Linked DNA regions of Mus musculus: region 2 is linked to region 1. A link is a contact called in ENCODE Hi-C or POLR2A ChIA-PET data. All regions are on one chromosome and are shown on one strand. Each heading gives the region's core, a stretch centred on a gene start or an enhancer-like site at or near the end of the contact. The rest is flanking DNA. Distances are from core to core; before and after follow the strand shown. Region 1 holds the start of Akap8l (A kinase (PRKA) anchor protein 8-like). Region 2 holds the start of A530088E08Rik (RIKEN cDNA A530088E08 gene).

Evidence for each region. A loop is a pair of places that touch in the nucleus more often than their neighbours do. ChIA-PET counts read pairs that join two places held with the same protein, here RNA polymerase II (POLR2A).
Region 2: a loop to region 1 is called in a map of regulatory T cell, with 2.0 times the contacts of the local background. The contact joins the promoter of A530088E08Rik here to the promoter of Akap8l in region 1. A Hi-C loop is called at or near these places in 2 of 37 maps with a recorded cell type or tissue (T-helper 17 cell and regulatory T cell). POLR2A ChIA-PET finds 5 or more read pairs at or near these places in 2 of 5 experiments (both embryonic stem cell).

What each region holds. Positions count from the first base shown.
Region 1 is chr17:32,348,455-32,352,157 of GRCm38, forward strand. It overlaps Akap8l (A kinase (PRKA) anchor protein 8-like), which reads right to left and starts at 2,123. Exons shown (of 14, transcript NM_017476.2): 1 at 2,033-2,123. The coding sequence starts at 2,045.
Region 2 is chr17:32,401,120-32,404,822 of GRCm38, forward strand. It overlaps A530088E08Rik (RIKEN cDNA A530088E08 gene), which reads left to right and starts at 1,895. Exons shown (of 1, transcript NR_029458.1): 1 at 1,895-3,689. It overlaps Rasal3 (RAS protein activator like 3), which reads right to left and starts at 2,462. Exons shown (of 18, transcript NM_001374604.1): 1 at 2,402-2,462; 2 at 1,937-2,280. The coding sequence starts at 2,264.

The DNA.
Region 1 (3,703 bases), core at 873-3,372:
GAGGAACTGAGCCCAGGTCTTGGGGAAAGAGAAAACACAAATATAGAGACCGAGTCTTTGCCATCCTTCCTAAAGAGATTGTGTCCAATTAGATTTTTCCCACCCCTGGGGGTCCAGGGCCTTCTCAAGATGCTTAAATTTTAAGTACTAATGATTTAATAGCTGTCTATAAAAACCACTGGGGTGGGGAGTGCAACTGGAGAGATGGTTCAGTGGTCAAGAGTACTGCTCTTCCAGTGGGCCAGGACCCCAATCCCAGAAGCCATGGGGGTGGCTCATAATCATCTTTACCCTTAGTTTTATAGAGTTACAGGCGCTCACATGGCAGTGCACAGACACACACATTCAGGAAAAACACTCATATGAACAAAATTAAATAAACAAATTTATTAAAAAAAAAAAACACTGAAGGGTTGGAAATATGCTGCTCAATTGTGAGGACGAGAGTCAGATCCTAGAACCCATGTCAGGCGGCTCACTCACAACCCTCCGTTAACTCCAGTTTCAAGGGACCCATGTTCTCTTCTGGTCCCAAGGGGCACCTTCATACATGGCTGACACACTCACACAAACACATACATGTAGATGCAGACAGATACATGTAAATAAAGTAAAGTATGTTGTGGTGGAAGCCATACTATGCGCTTCAGGCTGCAGAGTTGCAGCCCTACCCTTTATCCACTAGATGTCAGTAGCACTGCATACCAGTCCCCCACCTCCACCCCCCCCCTGCCCATACACACATTATATAGATAAGACAAAACAGGACTCCAGATATTGCCAAATGTACCCCTGGGAGGTGTGAGGCAGGCAAAATCACCCTGGTTGAGAACCACTGGCCTAGAGGATGGTTGTTAAAAATCCCAAGGTTCTTGGCAAGCATTTGACCCAGGGGCTTAGGAGGACTGGCATAAAGCTCAGGTTCCATTGAAAGCCTTAAACATTCCAAACAGAATGTGGGTTATCCAGCAACCACTTAAGTTCAAGCCTGAAATACCTCCAGTAAAGTGGGAGGCACTGTCTGTGGCACTGACTGATAAGTTTCATTGGCAAACCCAGGGAGCCTTGGCAACTAACTCACTCAAGAATGATTCTACAGTCACTCAAGCATATTCCACACCCCTCACCATGCTCCTCACCCACCTTCCTCTTTGCTCAAATATCACTGATCTAAGTAGGTAGGCGGTTCCAGCCCAGTATGTTTTACAGCGACAGCTATCTTTACTCTTTCCTATTTTGCTTACATCTCTTCTTAAACGTCACCCTTCCCAGAGGCTTCAAAGCTCTCCGTGTAATGGCTGAATCTCTTCAGGATACCCAAGACCCAAAATAATATATTTATTGTATTTTGTCTGTCCTCGCCTATAAGATGCTTAAGAAATTCTTGTCAGCATTCAGTGTCTATTCAGCACCTGATTCGGTAAGTTGAGTGGAAAGTAGTCATTCGTCACCAGGGTTCAAGCTTGCTCTCTAAAGCTCCCTGCAACGGTTCAGAGCCTTCATATAGATTTACAGATTCTCACCGCCCCCTGGGGGAGTGAGGTAGGGGAGGTTGGCTCTCCCCCCCTCCCGCTTTATACCAGATGAAGTGGGGGGAGTGCCATGAGTAAGGGTCTGCGACGTTTTGCACAGAAACTGCTCAAGGGAGGCAATGGCGACAGCAGCCGCCCCAACGGACTGATCTCAGAAGCTCAGGCCTGAGAAGCGACGTCTTAGACGTGGGTGTCCGTGGGGCACTAGCCAGGGAATGACGAACGGAGGTGCGGGAAGCCTGAACCTAACGTTGAGGCCCAAGACCTACGGTCACAGAAGACACAAGCAAATCCTTGAGTAGCCAGGAGAGTCCAAGATGCCCGGCTGAGGTCAGTGAGAGCCGAAGCTTGAGGGATGCGACCCCGAAGGGAAGAGCCTAAGACGCCATTTTGTGACCACAGAGGGCAATGACCACGACACTACAAGAGGAGATCCTAGCATGACTCAGCCCGTCCTGACGCCCCGGCCCAGAGCGCTGCCTTCACCCTGTTGGGCCTACCTGTGTAGCTCATGGCCGCAGAGAACACCCGAGCCGTGGACACAGACCGCTACTCTGCGCGTCTGACGCCACAACAATCCCTGGGGTCCTTCCACACACGCTCCAGCCCCGCCTCCTTATCTCATTGGCTTCTGCAAACCTCGGACTTCACGCCTATTGGTTTCGCTACCTGTCTATTTTTACACCTCTTCGTGACAGTGGTTGGAGATACTGCCAACCCCCGACGACCCCGCCTTACTCTCCGCCTCCTGTTAACAAAAACCTGCGCCAATAGGCCAAGGGGAGAAGATGGAAAGGTTCGAAGGGGCGGAGCTGCATGCAACCTAGAGGTCCGAGCCCACGCGTGTGCTCGCCTGGTGTGTGCGAGCGAGACACTTGCCAGCGTGAGCAGAGACGACCGTCTTGCGCCCCGCCACTGAAATGAAGTCAAGAATGGTAAAGCCATGTTGAAAGGAGAAAATTAGTATCTAACTGCTAAACAAGGTCCTGACAAACGTTATGTGAGATAACGTTAAAACAAACGAAGAAGGCCATGTGTAGTAGCTGACTTCTGTAACCCCAGAATACCGGAGCCTGAGACAGAATGACTCGAGTTTGAGGTCAGATTATACTATATGAATTCTAAGCCACTCTGGGTTCCAGTGAGTCCCCGTTTCAAGGAGGGGTAAAGAATTAGGGCCAGTTTCACAAAGTAAATAGTAAATATTATTTTCTTATTAATCGTTACATAACAATTAATAGTGTTTGTAAGGATATAGCTTGGTGGAAAAACATTTTATCCTAGCATGTACAGAAGGCCTTATGTGAGCTCTCCAACTGCAAAATAAAGATGCTTTTGAAAATTTTATGTGTATTAGTGTTTTGCTTGCGCGTGTCTGTGTGAGGGTGTCAGATCACCTGAACTGGAGTTTCAGACAGCCCTGAGCTGCCATGAAGGTACTGGGAATTGAACCTGGGTCCTCTGGGAAAACAGCTAGTGCTCTTAACTGCTGAGCCATCTCTCCTGCCTCTCAAAAACCACTTTAAAAATAACTGTTTATGTGTATGCTATTTGTTATACAAGTAGTATATCTCAATGTATCATATATTATTGCAAATGCTTGACATAAGAACCTATGTTCAATGCTCAGCTCCACAAAACGAAAAATGTAACCCAGTACCAGCCTTGTTCTAAGCACTATGCCTGGCTCCTCCTGGCTGTGTGGAAAGTCACCATGGGAGGTATCCTTGGAAGAACCCTAAAAATAAAACAATGGATAAACTACAGCAAGCTCTGCTTCTATGATTCATGTACCTTCTTATGGTTTTGAGAAATGTTAAAGTAGGTGTTCTATTGGTATTAAGGAATGTTTATCAATTCTTTTTAGGCTTATGTATTTGTTTTGCTTGAATATATGTCTATGCAACTACATGCACCCCCAGTGCCTGAGGTGGTCAGAAGAGGGTACTGGATACCCTGGAGTTACTGTGAGCTGCCATGTGGGTGCTGGGAACCAAATCCAAGTTCTCTGTAAGAGCAGTGTGTGTTCTTTGCCATTGAGCCACCTCTCAGTTCTTGTTAGCAGTTTCTTTAGGGGTAATAACAATGGCATTCTTTAAAAGGCCTAGATCCTTCAAAGAAACATACTGAAATAGTTGATATGATAGCCAAAACTGTTCTTCACAATTTAG
Region 2 (3,703 bases), core at 645-3,144, 52 kb after region 1:
AGGAAGAAGGAAGGAAGGAAAGAAGGAAGGAAGGAAGGAAGAAAAAAAGAAAGAAAGAAAGAAAGAAAGAAAGAAAGAAAGAAAGAAAGAAAGAAAGAAAGAATTGGGCCTGGTGGTGCACACCTTTAATCCCCACAAACAGGAGACAGGGACAGGCAGATCTGTGAGTCTGAGGACAGCCAGGTCTATGCAGCAAGAGCCTATCTTGGAAAAAAAAATCCCCATAATATGAAACCACTTTTCTAAATATAACATGAAGGCTGAGCTGTTTCTATGACATTTATTTAGTTTGTGCTTGTGCACACACATTTGCCATGGCACAAGTGGAGGCCGGAGAACAGCTTGACTTTATTGATTTATTTGTGTGGGTTCAGGAAGGGGAAGGGCAACACTTAGGTGTCAGTCTCTCCTTGGCCATGTGGGCTCAGGGTTTCCACCAGGTGCTTTGACTTGCCGGTCACCTCGCCAGAGCCTCAGTTGTTTTGAGATAAAGCCTTGTTACATGGCTTACGCAGGCCTAGAACTCAAGACTGATCATCTTCCTGCTCCTGCCTTCCAAGTGCTGGGATTTTAGTAGTCCTAACCCTGATGAATGGAAGGCATTTCAAAACTTTCCAGGAAAAGAGCTGAACTAACCATGAGCTTCCAGCAAACGCCAGCTCAACCAATCTTTCTTTTTTTTAAAGATTTATTTATTTATTATATGTAAGTACACTGTAACTGTCTTCAGACACACCAGAAGAGGGCATCAGATCTCATTATGGATGGTTGTGAGCCACCATGTGGTTGCTGGGATTTGAACTCATGACCTTCAGAAGAGCAGTCAGAGCTCTTAACCACTGAGCCATCTCTCCAGCCCGGAACCAACCTTTTAGGTGTATTTTCAACCCGATTTTACCACTAGAGGTGATACATACAACTCTTCTTTTTTTCTTGGTGGTGGGTGTAAAACCCACAATCCCACAACCCCTCCCATGTTAAGCAAGTGCTCTATCACCGAGCCACATCCGAGGCCCTAACTCTTTCCTACAATTGGATCTCTTAGTATATGCTAGGCCCTGGTCTCTAATCTTCCTAGTGTCCACTAGTCTCCCAGTTCTCATTTTGCAGCAGGTTTGTAACTGTTCCTCCCCCACCCACTACAACGTGAACTCCACAGGGCAGGGAGTGTCATCTGCTTTGCTGACATCTCTCCTTAGTGCTTCACTCAGGGACCAATTCGATGCTCAAAAAACTTCTGCTTGGCCCAGCAAGATGGCTCAGCAAATAAAGGTGCTTGCCTCCAAGGCTGTCTGAGTTTGATCCCCAGGACTCACGTAATTGAAGGAGAGAACTGACTCCTGAAAGTTGTCCTTTGACTCCAGGAACCATGGCTTGCTTGCTCCTTTCTAATATAAATAAATAAATGCAGGTTGTCCTCTGACCTCAACACGTGTTGTGATAAAGGACACACACACACACACACACACACACTGAATGAACATCTGCTTGAATGAATGAATGAATGAATGAATGAATGTTGTCTTTAAGGCAGAGAAGGGGAATTTCACATTCAAGGAAACAAAGTAAGACATAGGCTATGTATATATGGCAGCTCAAATCCACATGTAGCCAACGGCTTGGTCTACTGGATACCGAAGACAACAACCGTCAGTGCCAAGAACAATTAGACATCCTCACAGTACTAAGGTGCATGCATCCATTCAATGCTCCTTTCTCAGCTGAACCCCAGCTGCCTACGGGTCCTGCCAGTCTTCCTCGCCCCAGTTTAGGGGGAAAGAGAGATGAGCGCTGCTAGGGGCCCCAGCCGCTTCCTGCTGGGCTTTCATACTCCCCACAACTTCCTGTGTCTAGAGGGCTGATGCTAGATTGACAGACAAACACCCAGGCTTCCGGCCACCCAGCCTAGCCCCAGCTGGATTGGGGGAGAGCGTACCTGGGGCCTTCGGATTTGGCTTGGGTTCCAGTGGTGCCACGTTCTTGTGCCTTCCCCACAGGGTCTTGGAAAACCGGAGGCGATTGGACCGTGACTCCTTAGGGGGTGCAGAGAGGACCCGACGAAACAGAGATCTGGGGGCTGGCTGGCTGTTCACCATGGGCTCCTGATGGCTCAGGGCCCTTCCCCAGCCTGCAAAGCGGCCCCAGCGGAACCCTCCAGCAGCCTTTTCCCCACTGCCTCCAGTGTGCCAGCGGTAGGATGTCAGCGGAGAGGGCAGCGAGGGCTGCGTTTGGGAATCTTCTTCACTCTGCAACGGTGGGTCCATGGCGGAGGAGTCTCTGCTGCGAGACCAAAAGGTTCTGAACATTGTCTGCCCACATTCTGGCTTCATCTTCCCTGGTCTCTTCTCAGCTTCGCCTCCAGGAACATACTTGAGGATGCCACACGTACACCCTCCCTTACCTTGATTTCCTGGCCAGTCCAGAACCAGCAGCCGTCTGTACTGTGCCTAGCTTCCTTCCTCAGAACCTAGCTCCACGTGACCCTGTCTTGTCTCCCCCGCCCCCCCCCCTTTACAGTCAGGCTGGGAGGGCATGATGGGGGCAGGATGCGGAGGTGGCGGGGTGGAAGAGAGGTTGGCAGTTCTGGCTTCTGACGAGAAGGTCTAGGAGGCAGTACATACTTCTCTTTGAGCTTCAGTTGCCTTCTGTGAAATGGGAACATCTTGGATAAATGCTGGCTAGCAAGGCCCCCTAAAGTCTCCTGGTGGCCGGAGTGTGGAAAGACTCACTTATGTAGGGAAGCTGCCACAATTTTATTGGAATGGATTTATTATTTGTGTGTGTGTGGATGCTATAGTGCTCATATGGTGATCAAAGGACAGCCATGTGGAGGTAGAGTCAGTTCTCTCCCACCTTTGTGTGAGATTGGAGGCTGGAACTCCGGATCGTACATGGCAAGTGACATTACCCGCTGAGCCATTCACCAGCCCCTCCACCTTGGGAGTGGAACCTAGGGCCTGGGTGCAAGGCCTATGCTCTATTACTTAGCCACATGCCTAGCCGTCTTTTCATTTTTTATTATACAGACCGGGCCTTGAGCTCACGGCATGTGTTGTAGCCCAGGCTGGCCTTGGACTCTTGGCTAGACGTTCCCCAAACCAGTGTTAAGTTAGAACTAAAGATTGCATGTTCGTGACAGTTGTAGCCCTCATTGTGCCACACCTCCAGTCCTTGTTCTAGCATGGTTATGTGGCTCTCCTCAGATCCAGTATTTCCCCTGCTAGGCAGACATCCAATAGACATGGCCACCAACACTGCACCTAAGGACTCCATAGACCCCAGGTGTCCACTGACAGCTGGACAAATACTCAGTGACATTTCCACACCGAAGAGTATCGTATAGCAAGGAAAATGAATAAATTCTTTAACTAATGATGTCAGACGAATCACAGTGCGGAACAAAAGCAAAAGCTGAAGAGTATACCCTGTGTGAGTTCAGTCATCTAGTATAGAGTCCTAACCTTTACTCAGAGTGATAACTACACACACACATAAAAATCTAGTACTTAGGAATCTGAGGCAGGAAGCTTGTGAGTTCAAGGGGGAGCCAGGGCTCTCCTGCAAGACCCTGTATCAAAGAATAAAAAAACTAAAGAAGAAAGAAAGAAGGAAAGAAAGTAAGAAAGAAAGAGAGAAAGAAAGAAAGAGAAAGGAAGGAAGGAAGAAAAAAAAGAAAGAAAGAAAGAAAGAAAGAAAGAAAGAA